Linked DNA regions of Homo sapiens: region 2 is linked to region 1. The links are chromatin loops, found by intact Hi-C in ENCODE. Cell type or tissue: endothelial cell of umbilical vein. All regions are shown on one strand. Links, peaks and the distances in the headings refer to the core of each region. The heading gives the core; the rest is flanking DNA. Region 1 overlaps PLEKHA6 (pleckstrin homology domain containing A6). Region 2 has its middle 15 kb from the start of PPP1R15B.

The links. A loop is a pair of places that touch in the nucleus more often than their neighbours do. Peaks named below come from ENCODE experiments on the same cell type or tissue, not always from the same donor. Only the 100,000 strongest peaks of a DNase experiment are listed, where the experiment ranks them.
Region 2: it touches region 1 in a loop (7-fold over the local background); 2 of 110 quality-filtered maps call a loop at or near these places.

What each region holds. Positions count from the first base shown.
Region 1 is chr1:204,254,565-204,264,288 of GRCh38, reverse strand. It overlaps PLEKHA6 (pleckstrin homology domain containing A6), which reads left to right. Exons shown (of 23, transcript NM_014935.5): 7 at 2,841-2,983; 8 at 4,549-5,031; 9 at 6,420-6,936. Among named protein-coding and RNA genes, the nearest start is that of GOLT1A, 45 kb to the right of the region's middle. RefSeq lists an enhancer at 9,641-9,724. In endothelial cell of umbilical vein, for the core only: a CTCF peak has its summit at 5,726 (motif pointing left); a DNase peak (open chromatin) is centred at 5,688.
Region 2 is chr1:204,392,399-204,402,122 of GRCh38, reverse strand. It overlaps the pseudogene LOC124904489 and a transcript of PPP1R15B not described here. Among named protein-coding and RNA genes, the nearest start is that of PPP1R15B, 15 kb to the left of the region's middle. In endothelial cell of umbilical vein, for the core only: a CTCF peak has its summit at 3,396 (motif pointing right); a DNase peak (open chromatin) is centred at 3,442.

The DNA of each region.
Region 1 (9,724 bases), core at 1,209-9,208:
CATCCTAGGCCAGTGTTTTTCCACGTTTAAAAAGTCACGACCCATCAGAAACTATAAAAATCTCATGCCCTTTCGTATTTTATGATGTAAAAATCATAGGTCCCTTTTCATTTTCCAAATATAAAATTATAATACCAACCACACATTTTCTTGGTACAAAGCCCTCTCTCCCCTAATTGACAATTGCTGTCCAAGACCCTTCAAAGCTATGATATTAGATGACTGGATCTGTAGGTCACTCCTTGAGCTTCTAGAGCCTTAGAAGAAGGGACTCTGTCCCTTCCTGTCCTTCAGGCTCCAGTCACCTGGCCACAGAAGAGAGCTGGGCAGCATGCACAGGGCCCGCTACAGGGAGCAAGGAAGGACTTATTTGGCACATAATTAGTTTCCAGCCTCCCGGGGTCTTGTATGCCAGAGGTGTGAAGAGAATGAACAATTAATAAAGCTCTGACTCCAGGGAGCCAGTTCTAGCTGGGGAAATAGGAACAGGCTGTTTAACCAACAACAAGTAGTCCTGTTATACACAGACACACACACACACACCCACACACACAATCAAACAGCCTGTCTCACCCTCCCCACCAGACCTGTGCAGAGACACAGACACGTTCCAGCTCGGAGCTCTGCCAGCAGCAGGCGTGAGATAAACATCCCCGAGTGACTGACACACTCCCTCCACCACAGATCCCAGATATCACCTCTCTGCCCACCAGCCCCTCGCCTCCTTCCCCCACACTGCGCTGCCTCTTTTAAACCTGACTCTGAGGGCTGTGCTCGGTGGCCCACAAAGGGTTCTGATTGTGGCTATTCCATGGCCCTTCCCCAGGGAAGGGAGGGGAGCTGAGACAGATGGGAGGCTTGTCCTGTTGTGGCCACCGAGCGAAACTCTTGGATGGCTAAGAATGAGCCAGGAACTGTTCCTGCCCAGGCTACCGCTGAATGCCTTAACCTCTCCCTAACTCTGGCCCCACAGAGGCTCCGGGGGCTTTGCCCCGCTGGGACAGCTCCCTCAATTCTCTGGCCCCCTTTCATAGTTCCAGGCCAGCGCCCCTACCCACTCCCCATCAATGGCCCTGTCTTTTCCCAGGCCCTCTGCCTTCTCCTGTCACAGCACTTGTCCCTGTGCCTCTGCTCTCTCCTTGTTTCCCGCGGCATGTTTTGTCCCCCAGCGTGACTGTCAGCTCTTCAAGTGCAAGAGCCTGTCTTTGCCTTCCTTGTGACTGGTGCCCCCAGCGAGTTCTGCACACACAGGCTGCTCCCTGGATGCTCATTGAATTGATGAATTCATTTGCTGCCCGCTCCCACCCACCCCAGGACACACCCACGAGCCCTGCCTGTGTGTCTCCGCTCTACAATAACCCTGTGTTCTCCACCTAGAAGGCTTGCTTGGGCCCCTGGTCTCTCTATCCCCTATCCGTCGCAAGTCTCAGCTTCTTAGTCTTCACTGGCTTTTTGTCAACACCTCCCCTGCCCTCTCCCACACCTACATGCTAAGCCCTCTGCTGGAGGGTGGGGACCAGAGGAAGGAGGCCCACCCCTGCCTCTTGCTGGGTAATGGCTCCTGTCAGAAAGAAAATGAGGGCTGGGGACAGGTGGAGGCGAGGTGGGACCAGCTGCAGCTGAGGAATCTTTTGAGCATTTAGAGGGTGTGGGCTTGACGTTGCTGTTCAGGGGAGCCCTGAAGCTATCTCAACCCCCAGAGACCCAGGATTTAGGGCTCAAGGGGTCAGAGGCTGGAGTGAGGCTCACATCCGAGACTCTGAATCACTGCTAGATGTCCCCTGTTGAGTGGGCTAAGCTAGGCTACTGAGGATCTCACTGGGAAGTGTGCTGAGGTCCCAGAAAGCATTTAGTCCTGTGGCCTCTTTTCCTTGTGGCCTAAGAACTTTGAATTTCACCAGGCAGACTCTTTTCCCGTGAAATAGATGCATCAGTGAAGACCAGAGCAAAACCACAACTTGTCTGCAGTTGCAGAGCTGGTCAGGAGCAGAGCCAGGCTTAGCACTGCGATTCCCTGACTCACTCTCCACCACCAGCCTGAATTTCCCTGGTGCAAGCTCTCCACTCCCCACCCCTTGGTAGGCAGAACTGGGCATTGTTGGGTGCTGCCATTCCCGGGGGAATGCTGAGTAGAAGAGGACAATCTGAATATTCCCCCTTCCCTGTGCTCCTCACCGTTTCCTGCCACGTCGTCTTCTGTCTCTCCCTTTGGTGTTTGGTTGACCTGTTCTCTGCTTCTCCTCCTTCTGACCGCGTGAGGACCCCTCCTCTGGACAGGAGCTCTCTTCTGGGTTCCCGCCCGCAGTACCTGCTCGCAGCCACCAACTAGGTAGTGTGCCCCATCTGTATGCCAGTGCCTGCTTTGCATGCCTGCAGAGAGGGGCTTGGCTGTCTCTCCACGTGGAAGAGACAGTGCTAGCTTCTCAGCAGTGAAGCTGGGGCTAAGATTGGCATGTGCTCAGGGGGTCCTCTCTCCCAGACATGGGGTCATTGCCTTTGAAATCAAACATGGAATTTGCCGGGAGAATGGGTGTGATCATTGTCCCTCCTGCTTTAATTACCCCAGGTGGGGCAAGTAGGCTGACCTGGTTATTGGGCTGCCTAATGGTGCCCAGAGAGCCAGCCAAGGTGGATACGTGGGTACCAGCTGGAACCCTCGGGGTAGCTGCAAGCTGCCCTCTTCACCTTGCTCCTGAGCTCCGCATGGGGAAGAGCCCCAGGTGCAGGGAATGGCCCAACTGACTGCCCATTCTGTGGGCGTTGGTGTCTTCTCCCAACAGGTGACTGTGTGCTGGGTGGATGAGGCCGAGGCCAGCTCCACACGCTGCCTCTCCCCACAGGCTGAGCATGCCGGGGTCCGCACCTACTTCTTCAGTGCCGAGAGCCCCGAGGAGCAAGAGGCCTGGATCCAGGCCATGGGGGAGGCTGCTCGAGTACAGATCCCTCCAGCCCAGAAGTCAGTGCCCCAAGCTGTGCGGCACAGGTGAGTGCCAGGGAATTGAGTGTGGGGGTGCAGGAAGAATAAAGAGGGGAATGGAAGACACACCCAGCTCTGGGCCATTGCTAATCCCAGTGTGCCTACTTGAAGCCCTGGAGAATGTGTGAGCCGTCTCCTTGCATCCAGGCGGGAGGCCTGGCTGAGTGATTTCAGAGCCTGAAGTCTCTCTTCCCCTAGCCAGCTCCTCCTCTTCTCTCTGAGCTCGGGAAGGCCAAGAGAAAAGCCAGGTTCCATTGGGGTCTGGCCAGGAGCCAGAGGTCAGGGTCATTTGCTGGTTTTTCTCGGCTGTGTGTGTTAAGCACACCGCCTTTGGAGGAAAATAAACTCAGGTTTGAATCACACCTTGTCCACTTGGCTGTAGCGTGATCTCAGTGCAAGGGACTCACCCTCTCTGAACCCGAGGTTCCTCTGCTCAAAAACCAGCAAATACAACTCTACCTCATAGGGTTGTTGTGAGGCCTACACAGAGTGCGTGTAAAACACTCAACATGCAGTAAACTCTTAACATATGGCCGCTCCCATCGCCCGCCGTCACCCACGGTCTCAGCGTCTGTCTCTCCCTTAACTGGATGTGGAGTCTTGAGTTAGGTGCTAAGGGGGATCCAGGAAAAGGGGGTTTCACAGTGTAGGCTCCAAGTCCACATATCTTAGAAATGTTTACCAAGCAATGTTTCAACAATCCCACTTGAATATGTGGAGTTTGGGAAGCTGTAGGGGGAAAATTGTCACAAATTTCCATCTTCGCTTCAACCAAGGGGCATAATTCCAAGAGTTCATTCATTCATTTCACAAATACTTACTGTAAATATAAATGTGCAAGGCACTGTAGTGGGTGCTAGGAACACAGGGGAAGAAAGTCTGCCATGTTCCTACCCTTGTGGGGCCTGTATTCTCATGGAAAGTCAGTCCTGGAAGAAATGTGTTTTGGAGAAGGGAACTAGCGTGTTTATGTGCTTGTGAGTTTGAAAGCAGAAACTTCTGCTCCTGGTGCCCGCCATGTTTTATCTCACAGCAGTCCTAGGAGGGGAGCTATTATTATGCCCATTCTGCTGATGAGGAGCCCAAGACTCTTGGCAGTTAAATAACTTTCTATAAGAAAGACAGCTGCCCCGTGACAAGCCTTTGTCACTGGAGTATCAAGGACAGTTACTGATGTGAGTGCAAACCCAGTTTGGGGAGCTGGGTCAGGGATAGATCGCAGAGAGGACCAAGACTAGGTGAGGTTAGTCATGCCATAGCTTGAAGGCTGGGCTCAAAGCAGACTGACAGAGGGGAGTGGGGTGGAGAATGACCTGCAGAGAAGACGTGGGGGGCAGAGTTAACACAGCAGGTGTGGGCAGGGGCGGATTAGGTTGTATAATAATTTCCCAGGCTGGAGCGAGAAGGTGAAGGGGTGGGACTTAGGAAGCAGAACTGGAGTTCATAGAATCCTGGTTCCAGCCACCTCCCTGCCCATCCTTCCCCACTCCTCTTCTTCCCAGTCTGGCACCCCCTGCCCCACTCCATGCTGGGCTAGAGTCACTGACAGCATCTCCCTTGGCATCCTGCAGCCATGAGAAGCCAGACTCGGAGAACGTCCCACCCAGCAAGCACCACCAGCAGCCACCCCACAACAGCCTCCCTAAGCCTGAGCCAGAGGCCAAGACTCGAGGGGAGGGTGATGGCCGAGGCTGTGAGAAGGCAGAGAGAAGGCCTGAGAGGCCAGAAGTCAAGAAAGAGCCTCCGGTGAAAGCCAATGGCCTCCCAGCTGGACCGGAGCCAGCCTCAGAGCCGGGCAGCCCTTACCCCGAGGGCCCAAGAGTGCCAGGGGGTGGGGAACAGCCTGCCCAGCCCAATGGCTGGCAGTACCACTCCCCAAGCCGGCCAGGGAGCACAGCTTTCCCGTCTCAGGATGGAGAGACTGGGGGACACCGGCGGAGTTTCCCACCACGCACCAACCCTGACAAAATTGCCCAGCGCAAGAGCTCCATGAACCAGCTTCAGCAGTGGGTGAATCTGCGCCGGGGGGTACCCCCGCCTGAAGACCTTCGGAGGTGAGGCATGCCGGCGGCTGGGGTGGGGCTGATATGGTATTATGGCTAGAGCGTGCGAGTGGGGTCATAGCCCACGAGGCATCCCCTGTTGGAAACCTTCTGGAAGCAGGCTGAGTTGGGAAACCAAGCAAATCCCATGCTTCCTGGCTTGCCCAAATCCTGCCTGCCCCATGGCTCCACCATTAGAGTCTGGCTGCTGTCCCTGATTCTTGGTTTCTTTGTCTGCTTCCTTCAGAAGAAGGGACAGAGTGCCCCAGTGCCTCTCCACGGCGTGCTGGGGAGCCCAGAACACAGCAGGCTTTGGGAGGGGGCCTGAAGTTGTTATAGTCATACATCCATCCAAGCTATGGGCCCTCCTACAACATCCTCTCCCCAGTGCTCCACCCACTTGAGACTCACTAACTGCCAGACCAACTCATTCCATTTTTGAACAACTCTAATTGTTTTAAAGCCATGATTTATATGAAGTTAAAAAACAAAACAAAGTAGCTCATTGGTCCCAACATGGCCATCTATGACCATTTACGCCTTTATCCAATGACTGACTTTGAAATATCTGGGGACATTTATTGGGCCCAATGGTGTCCCTCAGGGCAAATGGGCTGCAGGCTCCTTCCCTGGGGATTTGGGCAGCTCCAGGGACTGCAGGCCACAGCTTCAGGAAGGCCATGGGGCCCGGGAGGAACCTGCCCTCTAGTGGCCTGAGCGGCTGCGCATTGCTGGTGGTCTGGTGCCTGGGAGCATCAGGCCTGCTCTGGGGAGAACCACTTGGGATGAGTCCCAAGAATCTACTGGTTCTGTCCCTGACAAGATCATACAGTCAGGAAGCTGGGCATGGTGGCTCACACCTGTGGTCCCAGCTACTACTCTACAGGTGGATGTGGGAGGATTGCTTGAGCCCAGGAGTTCAAGGCTGCAGTGAGCCTTGATGGCCCCACTGTATTCCAGGCTGGTGACAGAATGGACCTCATCTCTAAAATAATATAAAATAGATCAGGAAGCCGCCCTTTCTTTCATCCCTCCTACATTGCCCTCCTTCAGGTGCCTGGTAGACTTTCTTCTATTTGCCTCTCTCAGAAAAGATCTGATAAACTGGTTCATGCTGAGATGGAGATGGCTGATAAGGCTTCACGTTTCTTCCTAGGGATATGTCATTTTAAAGAGGCAAAGATTGAAGCTCTGAATGGTGCAGTGTCCAGCCTTGGGGAGTTGTTTGAGGAGGGGGGCTGTGAGGACAGGAGTCTTTCCCTCATCTCTGGAATAAACCTCAGCCCCTGTGTACCTATTCAAGCACCCTGCTCTAGGCTGGGGGACCTGGAGGTGGGGCTGGGGTGGGTGGAGGGGTGCCCGTGTTGTCTGCCTTCATTACAATGTCCCCTCTCTCTCAGTCCCTCTAGGTTCTATCCTGTGTCTCGCAGGGTCCCTGAGTACTATGGCCCCTACTCCTCCCAGTACCCCGATGATTATCAGTACTACCCGCCAGGAGTGCGGCCGGAGAGCATCTGTTCCATGCCGGCCTATGATCGGATCAGCCCGCCCTGGGCCCTGGAGGACAAGCGCCATGCCTTCCGCAATGGGGGTGGCCCTGCCTACCAGCTGCGAGAGTGGAAGGAGCCCGCCAGCTACGGGCGGCAGGATGCCACCGTCTGGATCCCAAGCCCCTCCCGGCAGCCAGTCTATTATGATGAGCTGGATGCCGCCTCTAGCTCCCTGCGCCGCCTGTCCCTGCAGCCCCGCTCCCACTCTGTGCCCCGCTCACCCAGCCAGGGCTCCTACAGCCGTGCCCGCATTTACTCCCCTGTCCGCTCACCCAGTGCCCGTTTTGAGCGGCTGCCACCTCGCAGTGAGGACATCTATGCTGACCCTGCTGCCTATGTGATGAGGCGATCCATCAGCTCCCCCAAGGTGAGCCACCAGCCTGCCCTTCCTTCCTCATCCCCTGAGGTCCCCAGAAGCCTAAGACCATCTACTGAGAAAAGGCAGAGATGTGGGAGCATCTGTGCCACGGGGCCACTGGGCCGTTTGTCTGCAGGACCAGCAGTGCTGCCCAGCGGAGCCCCTGGCCTGTGGTTCTGTCTGTAGGAGAGCTGTCTTGGGGATGGCTTTGCCTCTTGAGTGGGGACATTGCTTTCTGTACATGCCCCCAAGTTGTGCCAGATACCATGCCGTCATATAAGAGGGCAGAGAGGGTTCTGTCTTTTCAAATCTTGAGGACCTGGACAGATCATTGCAAGGGGGGCTGCTGTCCATTTCAGTTTGGGATCTGCTCTGGGAACTGAACACAAATACCTCTAACCTTGAGCTTCAGCTGTTGGGGAACTCCGTGTCCCAGCCAGACCCCTCACCTCTGCGATCCCTTTCTCTTCCAGTATGATTACCTGGGAGACAGGCGGCCAGTCCCTGCAGGACTGTTCCCCTACAACTACCCACCATCCCCCACGGTCCACGATAAGATGGTACGTCCTTTCTCCCCTCCACCTGTCTCAGGGCCTCCCCGCACCGTGCTCCACTCAGGGTGGAGCTAAACTGGGGCGGACTCCAGGGACGCTCTGTGCCTAGTGCCTGGCCTGGCTGGTTTTTAGCAGCCTCTGGATACCTCCTCCCTCCCAGCCAGGACTCTAGCCCCAGTATCAAGTTTGGTGCCAATAACCCCTTCTCCTCTGTGACACAGCCCGTGGAGGAGGGATGAGATCTGGGAGCATGTAATATCCTGGTCCCTCTCCTCTCCAGCATGCAGGAGAAGGGGCCTAGGCAGGAAAAATCAGGCCAGAGCTCCTAACAAGAAGCAAGATCTTCTAAACTTTTTTCCCCTGAAGCATAGTTATTTCATGTTTGTCCTTTGCCTGGAATGCCACTTTTGGGGAGAGATACAAGCGATATGATTGAGGAAGAAAAAATTTTCCGAATTGCATCTCCTCCTTTTTCTCTGCCTCTTTCTACTCGTGTCTCTCCCTGGAATTTGTTCTCCTGAGAACTTTTGCCACCACCTAGAGACCTAGATAAGATGCTCCACTTGGGAGGGTTGGGGAGGACCACTGGGACCAACAGGCAGAATCCTTTTCCAGAAAGCCTGTTGCTGACTCATTTCCATAACAGTACCAGGAGGCCAGAGTGGAGGAGGGCTGGGCAGGCTGGAGGCTAGGCGGCTGCTCCTTCCCCTCTCTGTCTGATTCTCACTCTGCCAGTGTCCACAGCATATAAGCTTTGCCCACAGCAAACACACGCACCCAGAAACAACCGATTTTTCCAGAAAACTCAGAAACAGCTGCTAACAAGTGCTGCCTAAATTGCTCTGATGACACTCACCTCTCCCAGGGAGGCCTAGGCAGACCTAGGAGAGATGGCACTGGGGTCTGCGTGTGCCCCTCCTCTCCTGGAGTGTCCAGTAGAGAACTACTTTGCCTGCCCACATCCTCAACCCCTCCCTTCCTGAGAACTCCTCAAGGGCAGAGGGAGAAGCCTCTCCTTGTCCTTGTCGCTAACTCTTAACTGCTTTGCTTCTTTTTTTATTGTTTTCTTTTGTGTGTTCCTGTTTGTTTGTGTTGCTGTTTGGCCTCTGGGCCTCGGGCTCCGGGTAGGATGAACTTTTAGATCTTCAGTTGCAAAGAAACCTAGAGTATTTGGATCAGCAGGTAGGCAGAGCTGGTGCCCCCCTTATCATCCCACTGCCTTCCTGTCGCATCTCTCCACTCCTCCCCACCTCCTCATCTTCCAGCCATTTGACAACCTTTGTTGGTGCAAGCAGGACACAACAAAGTGGCTTATGTTTTGGTTTGCGCCTACACACCCCTTCTCTTCAAAGCCCTTTAGGACAGCTGGGAGTTTCCTGGGGAAAGAAGCATAATAAGTAGGCACATGAATAATTAATGCCACCTCTTATTTCTCCAGTGCTCAGCTCAGATGGAACTGCCCCCAGGGGGCAGGTGGGAATTTGCATTTTTTCTGGCGAGAGGAGGGAGTCGCAGAGTCGAGGGAGCTCTAGGCTGGGCCTAAAATGCTAGGGATTTAGTTCAGCCTGAATCTGGGAAATCATCTTATCATATTTTACAGGTTGTTGTTAAACTCCATAATTGGTAAACTGAGGCCTGCAGACCCTCCCTAGGATGATTTTTAAAGTAATATTCACTCAGTGTATTCATTAGTTCCTCCAAAAGCCCTTTTGCATAAACAGCTCGTGCATTCCTGAGAATTCAGTGCAAACAGAGGGAGTATTATCAACCCAGTTTTACAGGTGAGCAAGCTGAAGAGGCAGTGAATGTTCCATGAGCTGCAAGCAGTGGCTGCCTGGTCTCTGCTCCGGGGTTCTAACCCTTTCTTGTCTTTTAAGCTAAGGGAGCTGTGAGACTGAGTTTAGACAGGCTGGGGGTCAATATGCTGGGTATTTATATAAGCACATACTCTTAAGTTTAGATCTGTGCTACAAACCACGACCTAGAAGTACACAACACTGTCCTGTGGAGGCAGCCTGGAGGGGTGGAAATAATAATAATAATAACAACAGCTACAATAATTGGATGCCTCCTCCATGCCCCATACTATTCTAAGCATTTTTCAGATCTTAACTCATTTAATCTTCACTATAACCCTGTAAGATGGATGCTATTATTACCCCCATTTTACAGCTGAGGAAACTAAAGCACAGAGAGGTTGAATAACATGCCAAGAACACACAGCCAGTGAACAGCCGAGCTTG
Region 2 (9,724 bases), core at 334-8,333, 140 kb before region 1:
CTATCTTGGGGTTAATTGAAGCATGTCTGCCATTCCCCAGTAATATATGTGAAAATGGCTACATTTACATTAAGCCAGATTTATTGCTATGCTTATCCTGATATTTCATAGAAATTGTGTTATTTTTCTTTTGTACTTTAGTAGAAAGTTAAAAGCAAATATTTAATTGCTGACCTCAGAATTTCTTGTTTTTTTGAGATGGTCTTGCTCTGTCCTCCAGGCTGCAGTGCATTGGTGCGATCTTGGCTCACTGTAGCCTCAACAGCCTCAACCTCCCAGGCTCAAGCGATTCTCCCACCTCAGCCTTCTGAGTAGCTGGGACTCCAGGTGCACACCACCGCACTCAGCTAATTTTTCTGTTTTTTGTAGAGATGGGGTTTTGCCATGTTGTCCAGGCTGAGACCTCAGAAATTTAGATAGTTACTCAGATTTGGGAATTTGGTGTTCTCTGGCATATTGTCATTTGGAGACTTCATTTGGACTCTATTCTCTGTACCTTTTTAAAATAAAAATGGGAAATTTTCATTTTTTTCTCATAATGCACGTTGTTTATAAAAGCATCTAATACAGAGATGTACAAAGACATTTTTGGTACATTAAAAAATAATGCTTCCCAGGGTACCTTTCTGAGCTGAGAGACTTAATTTCCTTTTATCTGTAAAAAGAGGTTTTGAGAGTTATTTAATGATACACAGGTTAGCTATTTGGAATCTTTCCTTATGAACTTAGTTGAATGTTTTGTGATCAACACAAAACACCAATCTTTTCCTTCCTGGATGTGCTCCAGCGAGACTTAAGTCTGTGTTGGCAGCATGCTATTGAGATCTATAATAATCGGTATCATAAAGAGGATACGTAAATCTCTTCTAACCCTGCTGACTTTGAGGATTCATCAAGCAGGACCTATGATGCTTTCAACCAATATGTTTCAGTGACAGGTTTGACATCAGGGAATTTAAAGAGAACTAACTCATTCTACACATGGAACGGAGAAGGCAGTTGAGAGTAGGAGTTATGTATTACCATGTAAGCAATTTGAGTTACATCAGTGTTTCACCACTGGCAGACGCCTTAATCTTATCAGAGAGAGACAGGGGAAACTAGGTTTGTGGAAAGTAGGTTGCTTGACCCATGGGGAGGATACCCTAGAGATCTAATGAGCCTGAGAGCCGCAAGGCCTGGAAAGCTGTACAACAAGGGAAGCAGCTTTGGAACAATTTTTCAGGTTTTGTTCTTGTAATCTTTTATACTTCCCCCTTTATCTCAGTAATATCCTTTATGTTTCCTCCTGCCTTTATTTGCTGAATATTTTATTTTCACTACTGTTTTATAGATCCCTACCAAGAAGAAGGATGAAGAACTTAATAGCAAAAGAAGAGCACAATTGCCAGAGATGCGAGAAGAAAGGACCTCACACGGTTCTTGACTTTTCTACAGAGCTCACTGCACATTTTCCCACTAAAATGTTGGGTAAATATTTATACTTAAGATTGGATTGGCCAGGGGTGGTGGCTCATGCCTGTAATCCCAGCACTTTGGGAGGCCAAGGTGGGAGGATCTCTTGAGCCCAGGAGTTCAAGACCAGTGTGGGCAACATGGCAAAACCATCTCTACAAAAAATACAAAAAAAAAAAAAGAAAAAGAAATTAGCTGGGCAAGGTAGTGCATGCCTGTAGTCCCACCTACTTGGGAGGCTGAGTTGGGAGCTGTGATTGAATCACTGCACTGCAGCCTGCACGACAAAGTGAGACCCTGTCTCAAAAATGTTGAAAATAAAAAAGATGGATTAACTTTCAGAAACATTCCAAGGATATTCAGGGTCAAAGAAAGAGGTGATAGTAAATGCTGCTTTGAGTTAAGCCTTCTTTTCTTTTTTTTTTTTTTTTGAGACAGTGTCTCACTGTCACCCAGGCTCTGAAGTACAGTGGCATGATCACAGCTCACTGCAGCCTCGACTTCCCAGGCTTAGGCAATCCTCCTATCTCAGCCTCTCGAGTAGCTGGGACCATAGGTGTGCACCACTTTGCTCACCTATTTTTTGTAGAGACAGGGTCTCACTATGTTGCCCGGGCTGGTCTCAAACTACTGAACTCAAGCAAGTAGCCCACCTTGGCCTCCCAAAGTGCTGGGATTACAGGCATGAGTCGTCAGGTCCAGCCATACCTCCTTTTCTTAATGGGCTCTGAAGGCAAAAACCAGAGGAGTCCCAGGGGTTTTGAAAAAGACTTATCTGGATATATGTTCTGAAGTGGGTGTTTTTAAGACCGCATTTTATCATGAAAGACTAGTTCCTCTTTGGATCTCAAATAATCACCTCAAAGAGCCCTCTGATCACTCTATCCCCCAACCCCTCCTTTTTCTCTCACAGTACCTTTTAAAATTATGTTCACTCTGCCCTCATCTTGTTAACATTTTTACTTGTTTCTCATCTACCACCACCCTCACTAGTCTGTAAACTCCATGAGAACAGGGATCTTGTCGTTTATGAGTCCAGAGCCTAGAACTGTGTCTGGTATGCTATAGTCAATAAATATTTGTTGAATAACAACTTTTTTTTTTTTTTTTGAGACAGGGTTCCACTCCCATCACCCAGACTGGAGTGCAATGGTGCAATCTTGGTGCTGAACCTCCGCCTCCCAGGCTCCAGCGATTCTCCTGCCTTAGCCTCCTAAGTAGCTGGGACTACAGGCAGATGCCATCACACCCAGCTAACTTTAATTTTTTTGTAGAGATGGGGTTTCACCATGTTGCCCAGGCTGGTCTCGAACTCTTGGGCTCATGAGCTGCCTGCCTTGGCCTCCCAAAATGCTGGGATTATAGGCGTGAGCCACCACGCCTGGACTCTTTTTTTTAATATATATAAATAGAGATGGGGTCTGGCTATGTTGCCCATATAGCAACTCCTGGCCTCAAGCAGTCCTCCTGCCTTGGCCTCCCAAAGTGCTGGGATTACATGTGTGAGCCACTGGGCCTGGCCAAGTTAATAGCTTTCCCAAAGTCACCTCTCTTATCAGCTTTATTGAAGTTTCATCCACACAGCCTTGTCTGACCAGAAACAAGTGTGCCACAATCATCAGATGATGTAGAATCACAGAATTTAAATGTCCTTAGAGAAAAGCTACCGTAAGCTTTAACTAAATTTGTAGAAAGTAATTACAAATTTCAATTTGGCTAGGTATACCACATCCATTAATTCTAGTGTCATTATTAATATAAGACACATTGTTAATTTATGAATTTAATATGCGAGCAAATCAACTGAGACCCTCCTTTCCCAGAATTAATAGGCTGCATTGGAGTACCAGAGTATTCTTGCCACCACACCAGGGGTTTTAGCTCTTTGGCAGAAGATTGGCTTTGGGTTTCTAGTGATGCTCTGTTGTCTCCACCAGATGGCGTTATCTTCCATCTGGGAGTGCCTGATGGACACCTGTTATTACAGATCTGGTTGCTATTGCTCCCCTGGAGGTGGGTCCCTCAATGTGTAAACAAGCTGGAAAACTGCCCTGCCCTGCCCATTCCAGGCCTGCCTGGCCCAGTGTGACTCCACCTTTTTGTGGTAATTACCCAGAAGTAGGGGCTCTTTCTTATAGGAGAACCAAGATTTGTATTTGAACACAAACAAAGGAACTGATTTTTTTTTTGAGTCTTGCTGTCGCCCAGGCCTAGGCTGGAGTACAGTGGCACGGTCATAGCTCACTGCAGCCTCCAACTTTTGGGCTTAAACAATCCTCCCACCTCAGCCTCCCAAGTAGCTAGGACCACAGGCATGCACCACATTGCCTGGCTAATTTTATTATTTTTGTGTGTAGAGATGGGGTCTAATTATATTGCCTAGGCTGGTCTCAAACTCCTGGCTTCAAGAGATCCTACTGCCTGGGGCTCCCAAAGTGTCGCGATTACAGGCATGAGCCACCTCACTTGGCCCTTGTATACTTTTTTATCACTGTTCAAGTCACATTGAATTTTAATTGTGATTTGCTCTTTCCTTTCTTCCTCTGTGGTGGAAGGGTCTGCGCAGTGACCAGAGTATTTTAGACACATGATACACTTTTCTTTAACTCAAGTGGTAATTTCCATAGCCTCTTTTTTCCAACACACAGGCTCCCTCCCGACATAACAAGTAATTTATGAATTCATTTCAAAGAAGCAATTTTGTATGTGAAAAGGTCTATCTTCAATGTTTACATTATTTTGTATTTGTAGTATTTGATTTTTTTTTTTTTGAAAAGCTAGCATTATTAGTGATGACCTGAAACCCAAAGTTTTAAATCAGTTGATGTAAGGTCGTCATGACTACTCTTTCCAGTGGTAGCCTAAGGTTCGCTGAAACATTGTCATCGTTATGAAAGGCACTTCATTATGCAGGATACCATTCATATCCAGTTTTCTAAGATGGTTGAGGACATTGTTTTTTAAACTTTTCTGTTTTTTAAATTGACAAAAATTGTATATGTTTACTGTCTACAACATGATGTTTTGAAATATGTGTACATTGTGGAATGGTAAGTCAAGCTAATTAACATGTATTACCTCACATACTTAGCATTTTTTTTGTGGTAAGAACCCTTAAAATCTACTCTTAGCAATTTCCTTTTTCTATTTATTTATTTATTTGAGACAAGCTGGAGTGCAGTGGTGCAATTTCGCCTCACTGTAACCTCCGCGTCCTGGGCTCAAGCAATTCTCATGTCTCAGCCTCCCAAGTAGCTGGGACTACAGGCGCGTGCCACCACACCCGGCTAATTTTTTGTATTTTAGTAGAGACAGGTTTCACCCCATGTTGCCCAGGGTGGTCTCGTACTCCTGAGCTCAGGTGATCTGCCTGCCTTGGCCTTCCAAAGTGCTGGGATTACAGGCGTGAGCCATCACGCCTGGGCTTTTTATTTATTTATTTTATTTTATTTTATTATTTATTTATGTATTTATTTATTTTGAGACAGAACCTTGCTCTGTTGCCAAGCTGGAGTGCAGTGGCATGATCATGGCTTTCTTCAGCCTCAACCTCCTGGGCTCAGGCAATCCTCTTGCCTCAGTTTCCCGAGTAGCTGGGACCACAGGCTCACACCACCACAACAGGCTAATTTTTAAGTTATCTGTAGGGGCGAGATCTCCCTATATTGCCCAGGCTGGTCTTGAAGTCCTAGGCTTAAGTGTTCCTCCTGCCTCCCAAAGTGTTGAGATTACAGGTGTGAGCCACCTCACCTGGCCAATTTGCAAGAATATAATACATTGTTATTGACTATGGTCACCATGTCGTACAGTAGATCTCTTGAACTTATTCCTCCTCACTGAAAGTTTGTATCCTTTGAGCAACGTCTCCCCAACCCACTTCTTGTTTTTTATTAACTTATTAAAGTATAATTTACAATAAGTTTCACTCATTTTAAGTATGAATTCAATGAGTTTTGATAAACACGTGTAGTCATATAAACACCACCACTATCAAAATATGGATCATTTCCATCACCCAGAAAGTTCCCTTATGTTCTTTTGTATTCGGTCCCCTTCCCAACCTCCAGCTTTTGGCAGCCATTGCTTTTCTTTTCTTTGTCTTTTTTTTTTTTTTTGACAGACAGGGTCTTACTGTCACCCAGGCTGGAGTGTAGTGGTGTGATCACGGCTCACTGCAGCCTTATCTCCCTGGGTTCAGGTGATCCTCCCACCTCAGCCTCCTGAGTAGCTGGGACTACAGCTGTGTGCGACCACACCCAGCTGGTTTTTTGTTTTTTTTTTTTTGTTTTTGTTTTTGCTTTTTTTTTTTTTTTTGTATTTTTAGTAGAGATAAGGTTTTGGCATGTTGCCCAGGCTAGTCTTGAACTTCTGGGCTCAAGAGATCTGCCTGTTTTGGCCTCCCAACATGCTGGGATTGCAGGTGTGAGCCACCACGTCTGGCCTTTGATCTGCTTTCAACACTTTTAGCTCTTCTAGAATTTCAGAAAAATGGTATCGGATGTACAGCATGGACCCTTCTGTGGTGGGCTTCTTTACTGTAATGCTTTTGAGATTCATCTGTGCTGTTGAGTGTCTCTGCAGTCCATTCCTTCTGTTGAGTGTATCAGTAGTCCATTCCTTTTCATGGCTGAGTAGTATTTCATTGTATAATTATACCACTATTTGTTCATTTACTAGATAATAAACAGTTGGCTTGTTTAAGTATGAATTCAATGAGTTTTGATAAATATGTGTAGTTATATAAACATGACTACATATATAAACATATAAACATATACATATATAAGCACATATAAATTTGTGTCTATTATGAATAAAGCTTCTATGAACTGTTGAGTACAAGCGTTTGAGTGGACATATGATTTCATTGCTTTTTGATAAATCCAGGAGTGAGACTGCTGGATCATATGGTAAGTATATATCTAATTATATAAGAAACTCCCAAACAGTTTTCCAAAGTGGCTATACTACTTGGCAGCAGCGTATGAGCTCCAGTTGCTCCACATCCTTGCCAACACTTGATATTGTAAGTCTTTTTAAGTTTAGCTATTCTAGTGGCATCTTATTTTGGTGTAAATTTGCATTTCCTTGGTGTTTAATGATATGGAGCATCTTTCCACATGTTTATTTGCATTGATAAATACCTTCTTCAGTCAAGTGTCTGTTCAAATCTTTTGTCCTTTTTTTTAAGCCAAATTGTTAGTATTTATATGGATTTGTGTATGTGTGTGTGTCTTTAAAAACATATTCTAGATATAAGTCCTTTATATTTTGCAAATATTTCTCCCAGTCTGTGGCTTGCCTTTTTATTTTTTAAATTATGTAATTTGGGGAGCAGAATTTTTTTAATTTTGCAGAAGTTCAGTTTATCAATTTTTTCTTCTATGGTCCATGCTTTTCCAAAGGTCTTAGAAGTTTTTCCCTAACAAAGTCATGAATATTTTTGTTTATGTTTACTTCTAGAAGTTTTGTAGTTTTAGCTCTGACATTTAAGTCTTGTCATTCACTCTGAGTTAACCTTTGTATGTGTTATGAGGGCAAGGGTTAAGCTTCATATTTTTGCACATGGATATTCAATTGTTGAAAAGACTATCCTTTCTCCATTGAGTAATTTTGACATATTTTTCAAATTTCAGTTGACCATGTAGATGGATCTATTTCTGGACCCTGTATTCTGTTTCATTGATCTGTATCTCTGTGCTTACATAAATACCACACTGCCTTGATTACTGTAACTTTATAGTGAGTCTTGAAATTACTTTGTTCTTTTTCAAAATGGTTTTTGTTACTCCAGGCCCTTTGCTTTTTTTTTTTTTGAAAAACAAATCTTTATTGTCTAGAAATACATATTTAAAAAATCCTCTTCAAAAGATGCTATTCACTCATTTCCCCATTTCCTCTTCTTCCACATCTCTGATATAAAGGACATTATTACACCTTATTAAAACTTCACCTAGATGTCCAGGCAATGCCTCATTTATGAATTCTGTATCTGCAAGCTGCATGTTCATATAGCCATCTACAGATACCAGGTAGCCCTTATACTCCATTCCCACTTAAGCTTCACCATCACTGGCTCTCCTGTTAATCCACTGAGGAAATATTTGAGATTGAGGGGTAAACTCATTGTAACTAAAGGGAATGTTGCGGGCTATTTGCCACCGACCTAGCTGCTACTCTCCTGTCCCTCCTAACTCAGCAGATACTGCAGGTCCAGAACCACTGAGCTTTAAGAGAAATGGCTGCCAAATAGGAGTGTCACCCTTTGCATTTCTATTTGAATTTCAGGACTAGCTTATTAATTCTTACCAAAAAAAATGCGGGGCAGGTGGGGGGTGCTGGTTGGGCATTGAATGGAATTACACTGACTGTATGGATTGATTTAGGAAGAGTTGACATCTTAACAATATTGAGTCCTTTGATCCATAAACACACTATATTTCTCCATTTATTTGAGTCTTTTTAAGTTTCTCTCAAGTGTTTTGTAGTATTCAATATATTGATCTTGTACATATTTTGTTACATTATCCCTAAATATTTCCTTTTTGAGATACTATTATAAATTGTACTTTTTTCATTTCAATTTCCACTTCTTTGCTAGTAATATAGAAATACAATTTATTTTTCTATATTAACTCTGTGTCTTGTGACCTTTGAATATTTTACATAGATGATCATGTCTTAGAATAAAAATGACTTCGCTTCCTTCTTTCTCATCTGTATGCCTTTTATTTATGTTTTTCTTGCTTTATTGTACCAGCTAGTATAACAAGTACAAAGGCAAGTAGAAGTGGTCAGAGGAGGAATCCTTGCCTTGTCTTTAGGATCAGTGATGTCTTCTTTTTCATTCCTGATCTTGGTAATTTATGTCGTCTTCTCTCTCTCTCTTTTTTTGCTTATCAGTCTGGCTAGAGGTTTATTAATTTTATTGATCTTTTTAAAGAACCAGCTTTTGGTTTCATTGATTGTTTTCCAATTGTTTTTTGTTTTGCTTTGTTTTGTCCATTGATTTCTGATCTGTAGTGCATTTTCTTTCTTCTCCTTTTTTGGGGTTCAATTTGTTCTTTTTCTAATTCTTAAGGTGGCACTTAGACCACTGATTCAAGACCTTTCTTTTCTTCTAATATAAATATCTAATGCTAAAAGGTTCCCTATAGGCATCATTAGCTGCTTCTCACATATGTTTATATGTTGTGTTTTCATTTTCATTCAGTTCAAGCTATTTTCTAATTTCCTGTGTGATTTCTTCGACCTATGGTTATTGGAATTGTGTCATTTTGGCCAGGCACAGTTGCTCACACCTGTAATCCCAGCACTTTGGGAGGCCGAGGCGGGAGGATCACTTGAGCCCAGGAGCTCGAGACCAGCCTGGGCAAAATAGGGAGACCCTGTCTCTGCAGAAAAGCAAACAAACAAAACAACAACAACAACAATAACAACAAAAAACGTGGACATGGTGGCACACATTTGTGGTCCTAGCTATTCAGGAGACTGAGATAGAAGGATTTCTTGAGCCTGGGAGGTTGAGGGTGTAGGGAGCTGTGATCGTGCTACTGCACTCCAGCCTAGGTTACAAAGTGAGACCCTGTCTCCAAAAAAAGAAAAATTAAAAGTATGTCACTTAATTTTTAAGTTTAAACATTTGAGATATCCCAAATATCTTGTTGACTTCTAACTTAATTTTATGGTGCCTAGATAAAATTACTTTCTTTTATTCTAATCCTTTAAAATGCATTGAGATTTGTTTTAAGACCTAGCGTATGTCTGTCCTGTAGAGTGTTCCATATATGTTTGACCAAAAAAATGTGTATTCGGCCTTTGCTAGTGACATGTTCTCTATATGTTGGTTAGGTCAAGTTGATTGATAATGTTGTTCAAGCCCTCTATATACTTACTGATTTTCTAATTGTTTTATAAATTGATACTCCAAGAGAGGAGTATCAAAACACCAACTATAATCGTTCAACTGAATTGTTTATTTCTACATTCTCTACTGTCAGTTTTTACTTTCTGTGTTTTAGGGCTCTTTGCTAGGTGCATTTAGATTTATTTTTGTTTATCTTCCTGATTTTGCCCCCATGGGGACATTTGGAAAAGTCTGGAGACATTTTTGGTTGTCGCAAATGGGGAAATGCTGCCGGCACCTAGTAGCTAGAAGCCAGAGATACTGCTTAACATTCTGCAATGCCTGGACAGTCTCTGAAACAAAGAGTTATTCAGCTCACAATGTAGGGACTGAGGTCAAGAAACCAAATTTCTTTTAATACTT